Linked DNA regions of Homo sapiens: all the other regions are linked to region 3. Evidence: chromatin loops called from intact Hi-C (ENCODE). Cell type or tissue: mammary epithelial cell. All regions are shown on one strand. Links, peaks and the distances in the headings refer to the core of each region. The heading gives the core; the rest is flanking DNA.

The links. A loop is a pair of places that touch in the nucleus more often than their neighbours do. Peaks named below come from ENCODE experiments on the same cell type or tissue, not always from the same donor. Only the 100,000 strongest peaks of a DNase experiment are listed, where the experiment ranks them.
Region 1: it touches region 3 in a loop (8-fold over the local background); 3 of 110 quality-filtered maps call a loop at or near these places.
Region 2: a loop joins it to region 3, with 6 times the contacts of the local background. A loop is called at or near these places in 12 of 110 quality-filtered maps.

What each region holds. Positions count from the first base shown.
Region 1 is chr6:11,918,724-11,923,902 of GRCh38, forward strand. No RefSeq gene overlaps it. Among named protein-coding and RNA genes, the nearest start is that of HIVEP1, 91 kb to the right of the region's middle. In mammary epithelial cell, for the core only: no CTCF peak of the experiment used is centred there; a DNase peak (open chromatin) is centred at 2,498; H3K27ac peaks cover 530 bases.
Region 2 is chr6:11,697,683-11,702,861 of GRCh38, forward strand. LOC340184 (a long non-coding RNA gene) reads left to right here. Exons shown (of 3, transcript XR_001743973.2): 2 at 2,501-2,581. Among named protein-coding and RNA genes, the nearest start is that of ADTRP, 79 kb to the right of the region's middle. In mammary epithelial cell, for the core only: a CTCF peak has its summit at 2,655 (motif pointing right); a DNase peak (open chromatin) is centred at 4,089.
Region 3 is chr6:11,768,527-11,773,705 of GRCh38, forward strand. The region is part of intron 1 of ADTRP (androgen dependent TFPI regulating protein); the gene reads right to left. Among named protein-coding and RNA genes, the nearest start is that of ADTRP, 7.7 kb to the right of the region's middle. RefSeq lists enhancers at 1,438-1,961, 1,962-2,483, 2,370-2,664, 2,484-3,007. In mammary epithelial cell, for the core only: no CTCF peak of the experiment used is centred there; DNase peaks (open chromatin) are centred at 915, 2,385, 3,135, 4,095 and 1 weaker place; H3K4me3 peaks cover 670 bases; H3K27ac peaks cover 4,000 bases.

The DNA.
Region 1 (5,179 bases), core at 809-4,808, 150 kb after region 3:
AGTCTCTCCCCTCGTTGCCCTGGTAATGAAAAGCATGTAATTAAAAGCTGGCTGGTGAGAGCAACGAATGTGATTCTGTGACCCAAGAACAGTTTTTTCCTAAGCAAAGCTCATTAGATCACATTAAATTCACAATAGGTTTAAATTCACAAAGTGTACACTGGAATGATCAGGAGCAGGGGGTTTTAGCCAGAGAATTCCCTAAACACAGAGCAGGTTTGGAACCTGCTCCTTTGAAAATGTGAGGAACCCGAGTTGAAGTCGGCTTTTCTAGCACTTAAGGCAGGAGTGGGGTGCAGGGGGCTCCTTGCAGGGGAGCCTGATTCTGAGGCTGGAAGCTGGGATGAGGGAGGGGTAAAGAGGGATGAGGGACCATTAGCTGTCTCTGCCGAGAGGATCTACAGTGAGGGACGTCTGGCAGATGACACAGTGGGGCTGGGCTGGAGATGACTTATTCCTGGATCACATTCGTGTTTAGATGATCAAGCCAAATCACAATTAGTTTAGTATTTTCTATCACCTAAACAGCTGCCTCAGGTCACCAGGCCAAAAGATGGGATATATGTGATTTTTTTTTTTAAGTTTCTGAAATACCAGGGCTTATTCATTCACTTCTGTTGCTGAGACAGTAGGCCTACCTCTTTTGTTGTAGTACAGATTGAACATTTCTAATCCAAAAATCCTAAATGCTCAAAACCCAAAACTTCATGGCTGCTGTTATGACACAAGTGGAAAATTCCACACTGGACCTCATGTGGCCAGCAGCAGTCAAAACACAAGTGCACCCCGCAAGGTTATCCAGCGTCCTTAAGGGAAAAATAAAATTACCTTCAGGCTTATGTGCATAAGGTGTATACGAAACATAAATGAATTTCCTGTTTAGTCTTGGGTCCCATCCCCAAGATATCTCATTATGCATATGCAAATATTCCAAAATCCAAAAAAATCCCAAAGTCAAATCCAGACGCTTTTGGTTCCAAGCATTTCGGATAAGGGATTCTCAACCTGAAACTGTTTTTAAAGAAAATTTCGAGGAGAAAAAAGCTGAGCAAATTCCACACTCCTTAAAAAAAAAAAAGGATCCAGACTTTTCTGTTTTGACCAGTTTGCTCTAATCACCCTCCTAAATTTTCCCGGAATGAACACCCTCAAGCAACCACTGGATTTTTCCTTCACCAGATGTTTGCCCAGAGGGCAAAAAGAAGAGTGACTAGTGAGCAGAGCAGATATTGCAGCCTGCTGTCTCCAACCCAGCGGCCGTAACTCAACTTTCAAAGGGACAACTGTGGACTCCTCATGGAAGTCTGCATAGAGTAAGATGGCTTCATATCTTCCTGGGTTTGAACCTGCTTGACTTTGAGCCAGCTATTTAAACTCTCTCAGCTTTCACGTTCTCACCTGAATAAAGGGATTGATAACAATACCTGCCTCACAGAGGTGTCGTCAAAGTACTTTGCATGGTGTCTGTGACATAGTGAACAGTCGTCTAGGATGACTAGTCAATGCATCTAGTCAATGCTAGCAGCTACTATCATTATTATTCGCACTCTACACAGCCAGTGTGGGGATTAATGGCATGATGTGCTTTGAGAGGGAAATTTCTCACTAAGCCTATTTTTTGTTTATTTGTTTGTTTAAGAGACAAGATCTCCCTCTGGAACCCGGGCTGGAATACAGTGGCACACTCATACCTCACTGCAGCCTTGAACTCCTGGGCTCAAGCGATTCTCCCACCTCAGCTTCCTGAACAGCTGGGAATACAGGCGCACCTCACCACACCCAGCTTCAGTCAGCCTGTTCTTGATGCCTGGAGTCCCTTATTAGAGAACTTCTCTGGTTTCCTAAATATTGTTCCTTATTTAAAATGCAACTTAGCACCTCCAGAAGTGTCTGTAGTGCTCTCTTGTCCCCATAAATGAGTTAGTTGTGTTCCAAGATGCATTCTACCATGGGCTGAGTGTCCTGGGTTTCTCAAGACGTATATTTCAATGTTAGGGCATATGTACACAGGCAGTTTTGGTAGGGCCCAACCTTCTTGTATATGTCAGTGCATAAGCATGGTGTGATACAGAGATGCTTAACCCGTGGGCCCCAAAACAGGGCATTAGGAGATCTGTGAGTCCCTCGATATTAGATGCAAAATTGCCTTGGTGCCCTTGTACCTCTTTGGAACCAGGAAATCCATAGCTTTTATTGGATTCTCAAAGGGCTCTATGGTTAAAGATTCATGATCATGGGAACAGCTACCTGGAACCAGCCCTCCACAGCCTCTTTCAGGTATGGTGGGTTTGCAAGGGGGCTTGGAGAGATCTTGAGGTGGTATTCCAGTCTGGGGGCAGGAAGGGATGGGTGGAGAGGCAAAGCGATGAGATCAGTGACAGTCAGATAAGCCCAAGGGCCCTGGGTGTCCTGGTGTGTCAGGGTGAGAGAGCAGACCCATACAGAGCCAAGCCAAACCCTGCTGACTCACAGCTTTCCTCTGGAAGCTGCCCTGCAGTGAGCGTGCAGACAGAGCTTCCAAGCAGCCCGAGAAGGAGCAAGAGCTTTCTCAGCAGGCAAGGGCGAGGCTGAGGCTGAGAGTGGAGCCTCTGGCCCTGGTGCAATCCTGAGCCTCAGGGGCACTGAGTTCTAGGCCCAGCTGCCATCTGATCTCGCACCAGTTCCTCCATCTACAAAGAAGGGGATTGAGGGGCTGACACTAGAGGTTCCTTAAAGTTTCTTCTGATTCGAAAAGAATGATTCTAATGATCCCATAAGCTTCCTCTTTGAGTATTTCTTACCCAGGAGGAAAATCTGACAGATTCAGGTTTTATGAAGCCTGAAGTGTATACAATTTGGGGATAGAGTTACCAGAGAAATTCCTGATGCCCAGTTAAATCTGAATTTCAGCCAAACAAATCAGAAAATGTTAATACATATATGTCCCAAATATCGCTCATGACATACTTATACTAAAAGGTTATTCACTGTTTACCTGATTTTCACATGTAACTGTGAGTCCTGAATTTTATTTGGTAACTCTGACAACTGTAGTTGGAATGAATTCTAAGTAAAAGAACATAAAATTAGGATTACAGAATTAAATACAAATGTGAAGGTTTATTGGAATGAGAAAAGTAATCACAGGAAGTCACCGGAGCTTTGAAGATTTAGGCCTGTTTCAGCAATTGGAACATTCTGCAACTCCTGGAACTCACAGGGATCCCCAGTAAGTGAGAGGCCTCAAGCCTCAGGTTTATAAGCATCACAGCCAATTCACATTTCCTGGGATGTTGGCGTCTTTTCTAAAGCCTTCTCTATTTATTACCCTAGTTTCATTGGTTCTCATGGCAGCCTCTCAAATTATACAATTGGGTATTTTTGTAACTCCATCTCTTCATCTCTTATTTTTTAGTCTTTTTTTTTATCTATTGGAGTTTGGATTTTTAGCTTTTCAATTTCATGGAAAAAACAGATTTTAAATAATATTTATGAAACAGTATAAGCCTTGCAGTTTAGACTATTTTAGAAACATCAGATTATATTAGTTATATGGGCAACTGGTAATTTTATTGTCTACATTTTATAAAGTCTAAAAAGAGAAACAAGGAATAATAAATTTTTCTTTCACTTAGAAACTGCTTTAGAGGAACATTTAATTTTGACTGTAGCCTGCAGATATGTCAAGATCTTTGTGTACATAAACACATATGCATATGTATATGTTCCTGAATGCTATGCAGGATTACCTTAAAGCATAACTAAGTCCTCCAAAATGATTGACCAGTAGGAAATCAGTCAAATTAGACAAAATTGTTCTGTCCTAAGCATATATTAAAATGTTTATGAGTAAAATGTATGTATATTTTAATTATCATAAATGAAGTATCCATGGAAGATATTTTGTTATCTTTCATTTTAAATTTGAACTAGTAGGTTCAATTTTTTTCTTATTGAAAGAAAGTATTCTTGAGCACTGTTACACAGATTTCACATTATTATAGCAGATAATGTTTTTGGCCTTGAAAATTCTTAATCTCTTCCTAATGATGGTAGCAATTGGCTTAAAATGTAATGTGATAGAAAATTAAAGTGACTATAAAAGAAAATAAAAGTAATTTAAGATGGAAGAAAAATGTAGAACAAGATAAGCAGAAAGAAATAGAGATGAAATACCAAGAAATTAAATCTATTTTGCAATTTTTGAAAAATGGCTTGAAATAAGTTGTATAATGTATTAGTGGATCCACAGTGGTAACTGAATAAACTAGTTCACTATTCTGGATATACCAGTTTAATAATGTCATAATTTGTGCAGCCATTTGCTTGCTTTTTCCCTCTAAAATATTTAAGGCACTCCACTTGGCTGTATGTGTATAAGCATGTAATGATGGCGGTGGTGGTGGTGCTGGAATGTATAGCTGTGTGTAAGCATGTAGTCATTGTGATGGCAGTGATGGTGTGTGTGTGTGCGTGTGTGTGTGTGGTAATTGTGGTAGGGCTGGTGAATACCATATAACTTCTCTAATTACTTCATGATATTCATCTTGCTTTTTATTGTACAAATTAATAATTATAATTAAGTATTACTAAGGCTTTCTTTTTCTGAAATATTTAACAAGGAGTAGAATTATATCATCTTTAATCTTTAAATTTGCCTTTCTTTTTGAAAAGGCGATTAATTAAATGCTCAGTAGATATTTATACTATCTTAAGGTTCCCAACTTTTCTTCGTGCTTTCAATTAGCTTATTTCTTGTATAGGTAATTATCTGGGCATCTTTTATGCATGCATATGGAATGTTTGTGATTTTTTGTTTTTAAACTGAGTATACAACTGCTGATGAAATTTTTATCCATGTATACAGCTTTAGCTAGGGGAAAGTAAGTAACAAATATTGCCTCACCAAAGTACTTCTCCTTATTGTCTGACCCAAAGATATTCTACAGCTTAAAGTTGCTGAAAACATCGGCCTCTTCTTTTAGGACTATAATCTCTTTACTTACTACGCTGCTAATATATTTGTTCTTTCTCTGAGTGTATCTGCCCCAAGTTTGGTTATTATTTAGTCAGCCACTTGTCATTGTATGAGGTCATTGCATTTTCAAAATTCTTCTTAATTACAGTTATTCAACTTTATGTATAGCAGATTTCTGGAAATCCTGTTCTCCAACTTTGCACAATAAATCCTAATATAAAT
Region 2 (5,179 bases), core at 809-4,808, 71 kb before region 3:
GCAAGAAAAAGCATTTAAAATTCTAATCAAGAAACTCAAGCTCAGGAGAAAGAGACCGATTTTCTTTCTTTTTAAAAAGTTTACCATTTTATTTATTTAATTCATTCATTCTTAGAGATGAAGTCTCACTCTGTTGCCCAGGCTGCACTTGACCTCCTGGGCTCAAGTGATCCTCCTGCCTCAGCCTCCCAAGTAGATAGGACTACAGGCACTCATCATTGCACTTGACTTAGCTTTCTTAATATATCAAAAACTCTATATTATTATCAAACTATATCATTATCAACTCTATATTATCAACTTACACTATTTTATCAAGTCTTAAATATTGCCTTAAAACTTAATATCCTAGGGCAACAAATACTTATAATCTCAAAATTCCTGTGGGTCAGGAATCTGGGAGCATATTAACTGAGTGATTCCAGCTCAGGGTCTCTCAGGATGTTGCAGTGGAGACATCAGTCAGGGCTGGGTCTTTCTAAGGCTTACCCGAGGCTGAAGGACCCTGGCTAAGGTCATTCATGAAACTCTCAAAAGAGCCTCTGCTTCTCACCACGTGGTCTTCTTTATCCAGGGCTGCTCAAGACCTGGCTACTGGTGTCCCCCAGAGCAAGTGAGATTGAGAGAGCCACCAAGACAGAAGCTGATTATCTTTTATGCGCTAATCTTGGGAATGGCATACCATCTCTTCTGCCATATTTTATTGGTCACACAGAGCAACTGTGGTACGATGTGGGAGGGGGAGTGTGTCAGGGTGTGGATATCAGGAGATGGAGTCATCTGGGGCCATCTTGGAAGCTGCCTGCCACAAACTCCTACAGTTCAATAAGACAAGCAAAAAACAAACCCCAAGCAGAAAAATGAACAAGAGATATAAGGAGACACGTATAACTAAATCCATGTATAGTAAAGATAAGGACAAAGGTGTATCTTTATGTTAAAATACATCATAAACATCAAAAGATGCTTGACCTCGCTCAAATTAAGAATAATGTAACTTAAAACTGTATTGGGGCACCATTTCTACCCATAAGATTGGTAAAGATAAAACACAAAGTTCTAACTCACGGTATAGTTGAGAATTTGGGGAAACAGAGCCTCATATTTTGTCAGCGAGCGTAGACTTTGGTAAAACCTCTATGAAGAATAATTTGGCAATAACTATCAAAAGTAAAAATATACATATCCTTTGATCCAATAATTTCACTTCTAGGAATTTATTCTAAGTATATTCTGGCACACGTGCAAAAATGATGTCTGCAAGAAGATATTTATTGCAGCATTGACTTGTAATAGTAAAAGATTGGAAACCATCTGAATTTCTATCAATAGAGAATTGATTAAATAAATTATGGTAATATACATACATATAATAGAATTCTATGCATCTCTTGAAAAAGAATGAAGCAGCCCTCTTTACACTGATTTAGGATTTTCTCCAACAGGTACTGAAAGATGTAAAAGCAAGGCACTGAACTGCGTGTCATCATTTGTGAGAAAAATACATACATGCTTGCATGTGAACCGAATATCTCTACAAGTATATCCAAAGGGTTGATACTTGTAGCTGTTTTGTAGAAGGGAACCAGGTGTGTACGGTGTAGGAGTGTGAGGGAGACTTACCTGTTATGCATTTGTTATTGTATATGTTGAATTCTATACTATGTACATGTATCAACCACTCAAAAATAACTTAAAAATACATTTCTAAAAAGCATACCATAAGCCTGGGCAACGTAGGGAGTACCCTGTCTCTACAAAAAATTTAAAAATTAGCCTCTTATGGTGGCACATCCCTGTAGTCCCAGCTACTGAGGAGGCTGAGGCGAGAGGATTGTTTGAGCCCAGGAGGTCGAGGCTGCAGTGAGCTGTGATTGTGCCACTGCATTCCAGTCTGGGTGATAGAGAGAGACCCTGTCTCAATAAAAAATAAAAAATAAAAATAAAAATAAAATAAAATAAAATAAATAAAAGGATATAGTAATGACCTGAAATTTAGGTGCCCTGATCTAAGTTGGCATCAATAGAAATAAAGAGAAGTAGAGCTGGCAGGACATGATGAATCATTGGATTGGACAGTGGGAGAAGGAAGAGTTCAACTTGATGATCCACTTCTTGCTACAGGCACCCGAGTAGATGGAAGATAGGGAACCTAGGAGAATACCTCTGATAAGAAAACTTATGTATTTGATAAAATGATTAAAGTTTATAGAAAAAAATACATTTTTAAAAAGTCAAGGCTGTTCTTTTTTATACTCTACTATAAGCTTCTTGCAACTAGATGTTATATTATAAATTTTCTTATAGCTCTTACAGTACTTAGAATGGTGTCTTACTTGTTATAGATGCCCCATAAATATTTGTTAGATGAGTGTCTGAAAATCAAATTTCTAAAACACTGTTTTATCTTTTCAGAAGGTGGATTAACTATTTGCCTAAATGCAAAGTGTGAGCATCAAAGAGGTTGAAAATGTAATATCTCATTATGTCTTTACTCAAGGGTGAGGAGAAAAGATGAAGAACAGTGGAGAAAAGTGGAGAAAAGATGAAGTTTATGCAGCAAATTGCTAACTGGAACAAGGTATAGAATTTTCAAAACACAAGATAATTAGTTTTACTATCTCTTAAAAAAAAGAAGAGTCCATTTAGCCACCAGAGGGCTCTCATCTTCCCATTTAATAACAGGCCTAGACCCAAACATGAGATAATGTAAACATGCAGTTGAAAACCAGAAGAGAATATATATATATATATATATATATATATATATATGTTCAACTGCATTTTTTCATTTTATATTTTGTATATATAAAATACACACATATATAGGTATTTCCTTTCCTCCCCATGAAATGTATACTACAATTGTAAAAACATCCTGCCAAGCCTTCTTATCACAACATAAGAAGATAGAAATTCATCAAATGTGCTTGAAATACTCTATCTCCAAATATCAAGGAGGGCCTCCTTGTATTTTGTTAATTGCAAAATGAGGCCAGGCGCTGAGGCTTACGCCTATAATTCCAACAATTTGGGAGGCCGAGGAGGGTGGATCACCTGAGGTCAGGAGTTTGAAACCAGCCTGGCCAACATGGCGAAATCCCGTTTCTATTAAAAATACAAAAATTAGCCAGGTGTGGTGGCGAGTGCCTTTAATCCCAGCTACTCGGGAGGCTGAGGCATGAGAATTGCTTGAACCCAGGAGGTAGAGATTGCAGTGAGCCGAGATCACGCCACTGCACTCCAGCCAGGGTGACAGAGCAATAGTCCATCTCAAATAATAATAATAATAATAATAATAATAATAATAATAATAACAATAATAAAACAAAAAAGCAAAATGAATTTGTCTCTAGGGCTCTGTAAGGCCACGACTGCTTAGGAGGCATTCCTATACACCAGTGGGAAGAAGGAGGGCGCTGCAATGGACTGCTTTTCCTTTGTGTAAGCCTCCTGAAATTGGGTTATGTGTTGAAATGTTAATGCTTTGCATAGACTTAGAGGGTTCTAAAATCTAGGATTTCTAGACTCCATGGCATTTACAATATTTCATTGCCTTCCTTTATTTTTATTGTGTTGGGACTTCAAGTTGGGGAATGGGTGCTGGAACATGTGATTTGGGACCCTCTTGTTGATGCTGTGAAGCCATGCGGACAGTAAGGGAGCTTCCCTTCCATGAACGCCTTCTGCATCCTAGTCCTGCCATCAGGTCCCCTTCCATGAACGCCATCTGCATCCTAGTGCTGCCATCAGCTCCCCTTGCATGAACGCCTTCTGCATCCTAGTCCTGTCATCAACTCCCCTTCCGTGAATGCCGTCTGCATCGTAGTGCTGCCATCAGCTCCTCTATACTATGATTTCACACTACCTCTCCCAGGTGTTCAAATTATGACCCATAAGTAGCCTCCACTGGATTAGTAGAGGCTTTTAGTTAAGAGAACAGAGAAAGAAACGGGTATTTATTGGATGCTAACACTGGGCAGAATGTCCTCAGCCTATTATTATTATCAACATCATCATCCTTCTTCTCAGTAGCACTAACACAAAGCAGGTATTGCGTTCCTCCTCTATATATGAGGAAACCTAGCTCTGAAAGGTTGAATGAGTCACCCAAGATGGCAAATGCTGTGGAAATGGGACTAACCGAATTTAGAGTATCTGTAAAGCTTATGTTCTTTCACTCTGACGCTTTAGTATCCCCGCGATGTGAACATATACTTTGGGCTTTCTTTGTCCCTGGGATACCACCAGCTGTCTATGGCATTCAGGGGTCTCTGGGGCCATAGCTTGTAGGTGGAGCTTTGAGGCAGCATGTCCGATGGCTGTGCAATGTCCACTGAGAATGTGGCTTAATGGTGGTTGCAGTAACACGACAGGGGCCCCTCTACATGTGTGGTAGGAAGGGAAGGATAGTGCCTCCTCAACCCTTCATCCTTCACAGGAGGAAGACATGGTGGCCCACAGCTGAGAGAACGCATGCTCAGGGATTTTCCCTGACTGCTCCTTGCCTTAAGCAATGTCATATGAACAGGCTGGTGGCATAGGGTTGGTTGTGAAATCTGTAGCCATGCAGGACAGTGGCCTTCAGTAGCTTGTTCAGGAGGCCACGCCCCAGACCACCATCTGGTAGGCACCACTAGCCATATGAGACCATGTGCCAAATGCAGACCTGTGCAGAGCAGACGGGGAGCCCTGTAGCCTGGCCTCTGAGACAGAGCCTGTGGAACACCAAGTCCCCTCACTGTCATGCGTGGAATAGTCTCCAACATGAATTTTCAAAGAAACACTCATACAGACAGAGTTTTCTTTCTGAAATCTGCTCCATGAATGGCTTCATCCTAGGGAGGAGAGACTGTTGTTTCCTTGATGGGATGATGTGGGATTTGGGGAGACTCTTGAATGAAAAGAGGAGAGTTTGGCAAGCAGAAGCGGAAGGATTATTATAGGCCTATGAGTCACAGACACTGCAGGCAAACGACGCAGAGAGTGGAGGGTGGGAGGATCCAGAGAAAGGAGGTGAGGCCAGGGGAGCCAAGGAAGAGTGTAGCAGTCAGGGATCTCCAGAGAAGCTGGATCAATGGGATGTGTATGTACCTAGAAAGAGATTTATTTTAAGGGCTTGGTTCCCGTGATGATGGAGGCTGGCAAGTCCCAAATTATCAGGGCAGGCCAGCAGGCT
Region 3 (5,179 bases), core at 786-4,785:
AGGGCTGGGCTTCCAGCTCATTGGGTCCTGACCCTGCTCGCTAAGACTGATTGAGCAAATTTGTTTAGGGGACAATAATGTGTACAGTATTTAGTGTAATGGACTTGAGCTAACATGGAAACAAAATAAAGAGTCAGCCTAAAAGGGGAATGTAAGGAGATGGATACCTTGACGGCACAGAGGTTGGAAGAACCAAATAAACAGCTCAAAGGCAAAGAGGCAGATACAGGGTGGACAGAGTCAGGAGTCTTCCTGGGAAGGAAAATTAGGAAAAATGCCTAGTGCTGAAATCTCACTAGAGAAACTGGAATCAGGTCAAGAGGACCACCACGAATCTCTGTGCTCTCCCAAGAAAGGCACACAAAAGGGTGCCTTGCTCAGCCGAAGAAGAGCCGGTGCACTTTCTTCCTTAAATAGGGCACCTGCAGGCCTCACCGAGACAATCTGGCCGTGGCAGCAATTTAAATCCAAGGGGATAGAGCAAGCCATGAGCGCTGGTGGGTTACTAAGTGCTGTGTGGCCCCCAAAGCCAGGAGAAAGAGAAGGAGGGTATTTTTCAAGAAAGTAATACGATATGGAAGGCAAGCTTTGTACATTCTTGTTGCTTTGTACAGTTCTGTGGTTTCTCATTTAAGAACTGGTAGGTCATGAAGATATGGAGTTTGGGGGGTGGGGTTAAGTTAGGCTTGCGACAGAATCCATCCAAATCCTTGAAAGCCCTGGACTGGTACAAGAGGGGTGGTCTGGACTCTGCTTTTAGGGTATAAGTCAGGAAGGTTCTAGAGCCTGGGGAGCTGGGCTGGGGATTGATCAAGGTGGCTGTTGGGGAACAATCTTTGAGCTCTGGACTCTAGGAAAGACCTAGCAAAGTCAGCCACATGCTGCTCCTGGGCTGAGGGCGTAGGCAGGAAATGATACAGAGGTGGGTCAGACCAGCTACACCCATCACCCAGGAGCTTGTTAGAAATGCAGGACCTCCATCCTATCCCAGACTACGGAATCAAAATCTCTGGAAATGGGGTCCAAGAGTTTGTTTTTTAAGAAGCTTCTCCAGAGCTTGTTAAAGATTGTTTATCTGGGTGGGATGAGGGGAGAAATTGAAAAACTACCTATTGGGTACTAAGCTGATTACCCGGGTCACAAAATAATCTATACTTATATAACAAACCTGCAAATGTACCCTTGAATGTAAAATAAAAGTTAAAAAAAAAAAAGAAATTTTTGGCCAACCTTATTAAGATACACTTTACAGAATATAAAATATAGATTTTAAATGTAGAAAAAGATTATTTAATCTTTATGTAGGCTAAAGCTAGAACCACTGAATGAGACCCAAGTTTAGCCCTCAAAAATCTTACTACTCAAAGCTATAAAGCGGACTTTTATTCATTACTTGGTATGTGCCAGGCACTGAACTGTGTTTCATTCTCATAACAACCTTACGAGCCAAGTCCTATCATTAGACTCCCCCGCCCACCACCATTTTACAAACGAGGAAACAAACCTGCCTAAAGCTTCCTGGCTGGTAGATGTCAAACCCAGCAGTCCTGTTCTTGAGCTAGACTTCGAAAAAATAAAAAAAATTATCAGGTTTCTGAGCGTAGTTCAGATAAAGCATTGTGGGAGGTCAGAAGAGAGACAATTATCTCCAGGTGGGAGAATGAACGACCACTTCACAAACCACCGCTGCCTGGTTCCCACCCCCAGAGATTCTAATGTAATCAGTCTGGGGCTAGGGCCTAGGGGTTGGGATTTTTAAAATCCTCCCAGGTGATTCTAATCACGGGCAGCTGAGGCTGAGAACCACCTGCCTGGAGGAACTTCCGTTTGGAAATTCAGACCCTGCAGTCTCAAGAGAGGCGGGGCTGGGGAGATGCAGGCTGTTGAGCCCTCCTGTGGAACAAGATTGCAGGAAAGGGAGAGAGGAGAGGGGAGAACAGAAAAGCAGGCAGCAGACAGCAGGGAAAGGTCCTTGTCTAAGGGACAGGAAGGGAAAGGGACATAAAGGTACTAAAGAACGGCCGGGGGTAGAAGAGCCAGAAGATAGGAAATCATGGGCCCTGGGGTGGAGGAGCTTTCGAACCAGAAAGGGGTGTCCCAGGGAGGGGTGGGGCAACAGCTTTAAATGGCAGGAAGGGGTTGCCACCCTAATACTTCTCATTATTGCTGGTGATTTTGACATTCACACCCTCAGGGCTGCAGAATTTGGATGTGTAGTCATTTGCACAGGGAGTTGGGAGAAGTTCCCTCCTCTCTCCCTCCCCCACCAGTAGCCTCGCCTCACCCTGGTTTCACTTCCAGCCGCTCAGGCCGCAGCAGGCCAGGCTGCTGCTGTAGTTAGGAAGAGCAGGCACAGGCTTGGGCCCAGGGGAAGAGGCCTGCGCTGTTCTATCAGCAGGGCAATTAATCCCATCCTGAGCCTGGGCCAGGCCTTCCCTCTCTGGGGAGAGGCCGCCTCCGCCCGGCGTGTGAAGTCCATGTGACCTGCTTTCCTCAGGCTGGAGCTTCCTAGAGTCATCGTGAGTCAAGCTCCTCCTGACTTTCTCCTGCCTCTCCCAGTCACAGGATGTGGAAATCGGATTGGGGGAAAGAACGCATTACTCAGATCCTCCGGGCCTTCTCCATCAATAAAAACTTGCTTTACACCTCCAACTTGTCAATCCCCTCTCCCTCTCCACCCCAGCTCACGGTTACTTCTCAGGCTTATGGCACACGGGCCTCTCTAGGTGCCCACGGTGTGTGCCAGGCAGCCCTGTCGCCATCGAGCTTACTCAACATTGAGGCGTCTTTGTCCGAATTCACCACAAGCAGGTGGAACCCCCGCGTGGGGGCTCAGGAGGGAGGCACTAGGGAGCCGCCAAGGAAAAGAAACCTGCAAGAGCTGGGGCGTGAAGGGGCTGCCAGGAGCAGCTGGGGCACACGGAGAGCGAGAGAGCCTCTCCCAGGCTCCATGGGGAGGCTTCCAGGAGGGCAGCAGGGACAGGTGTGGATCAGCCCATCCCACCCGAACGGTCTGCTTATTCTCCAAAGACGATGCAATGTTTATAAAACTCAGGATGAGCTTGACTCACGATAACAGACGGAGCGATCAGGGGAGGCAATGTTAGCTGTTATGGGCTAATTTATATCCCCCACCAACCACCACCAAATTCATATGTCGAAATCCTAACCTCCAGGACCTCAGAATATGACTGTATTAAAGTGGTGATGAAGTTAAAATGAGGTCACGATGGTGCACCCTAATTCACTATGACTGGTGTCCTTATCAGAAAGGGAGATGAGGACTACAGACACACACAGAGGGAAGACCACGTGAGGGCACAGGGAGAAGGCGGCCATCTGCAAGCCAAGGACAGAGGCCTCAGGAGAAACCGACCTTGCCCACATCTTCAACTTCCAGCCTCCAGAACTATGAGAAAATCAATTTCTGTTGTGTAAGCCCAGTCCATGGTAGTTTGTTACGGCAGCCCTAGGAAACTATACAGTAGCATTAAAATATGATCGCCACAACTGGTCTTCTTTTGAGACTCTTACAACAAAATTACTATCATTTACATTTCACAGCTATTTTGGCCGCCCAGAAAAGCCCAGACGTAACGGCATCTACTTATTCTAAGTTTATTTCAGACCTGCTGCTCCCTGATTTATCCTTTCTCCTGGTTCTTCCCTAATTCTGTTCCCACTGCGTGTTCCGTGCCTTTTCCTGAAATGCTGCTTCTGAGTTCGTTAGCTGTCTTTTGTTTCTGTTGCTAGCTGACAAACTAACACCTGCGACAAAGCTGAATTGACACTTTTAAATAACTAATGCAATTCAAAAAACTGCAGTTAAAGGATATTTAGTTTTTACATTCATGTGTTTTCACAAACCCACAAAAATCTTCAAATCGTGGAAGCTTAGCCTTTCCAAGTCATCAAGCTTATCTCTTGCCTTTAAGCCAGAGCCCTCTCTCTTTAAACTACCTTAGGAAATGAGAATTTCTTCTATTTAAAAAGTAATTCCAGGGAGGGAGATTCCACAAGTTTCCTGAGCAAGACATTACAAGTCTTATTGGATGAGTCAAGTAATCCAACACCTAACTCAGGACTGTGCCTGACTCAGCCAGGCGGGACTTTCTTATTTCTCTCCTTTGAAATGATGCAAGAATTTGCGGTGGAAGACTACACCAGAAGAAAACAGCAATTGGGGGCTGTGATGAGTCCTTTATATAACAGTGGTGGTTGTGTTTGGGGCAGGTACTTTGCCAAGTATATCTGTATTCGTATGGAATATAGGATTTCTGTCATCATTCATACACATTTAACTTAAGAAACTGAGATTAAAGGATGCAATAAAGAACACAGGAGGAGAAAGAATGTGCAGAACCACAGTTTGGAATAATGAAGAGAAAAATGAGACCAAGAGCATCAAGGGACAGGTTGGAAAGAAGTACCAGAATGCTTGGCCAATGTCGCATAGCTGAGGACAACGGGCTTCAGTACAGCAGTAGGGTGGCTGTGGGATAAAACACCTTCATGATGGGATGGCCTCATGCCTGTTAGAACCATGTTCTGGTCATTCACTCATTCAACCAACATTCACGGAATGTCAGTTAGGTACAGAAATTGTCGGTGAGGTATCAGAACATAATACAGGCCAGGGAAAGCTCTGTGTTAGTGTCTTTATCTGGAATTAGGAAAAGAAGAAGTGGAAGAAGATGATGAGGAGAAGGGGGAGGAGGAAGAGGAGGGAGAGAAACCTTTTCTGTATGTTTGGTATTTTACACGATGCAGGTCAGGTTCCGTGGGAAACAATCTGAGATTCTGAGATGTGCCTGCAGGATGTTCACTGAAGAACGCTCTCAGACATCTATGAGAGGCAAAAAGGGAGAAGGATTGAAGTGGGGGAGGCTAAGTGCTGGGCAGTTGCATGGAATCAGCTGATCCCTTGAGGAGCTCTGAGCTGAGCTGCTCGTTCAGAGCTGTCCGGGAGTGCAGCATTTGCACCCCATATTGGATGCCAGTTATGGCAGGCAGCAACGCCAGGGAGGGACCTAAACCTTGGTCGAGGCAGCTCCCTTCTGCTGAGGGCAATTCTGGGAGGGGATCTCAGCTTTGCACCATCAGCAGCCAACACTCCTGAGAGCTGGGGACTGAGTACCTCAGCGCTGGGGAGGTATGAGGATCTGGGTGCCTTATCAGA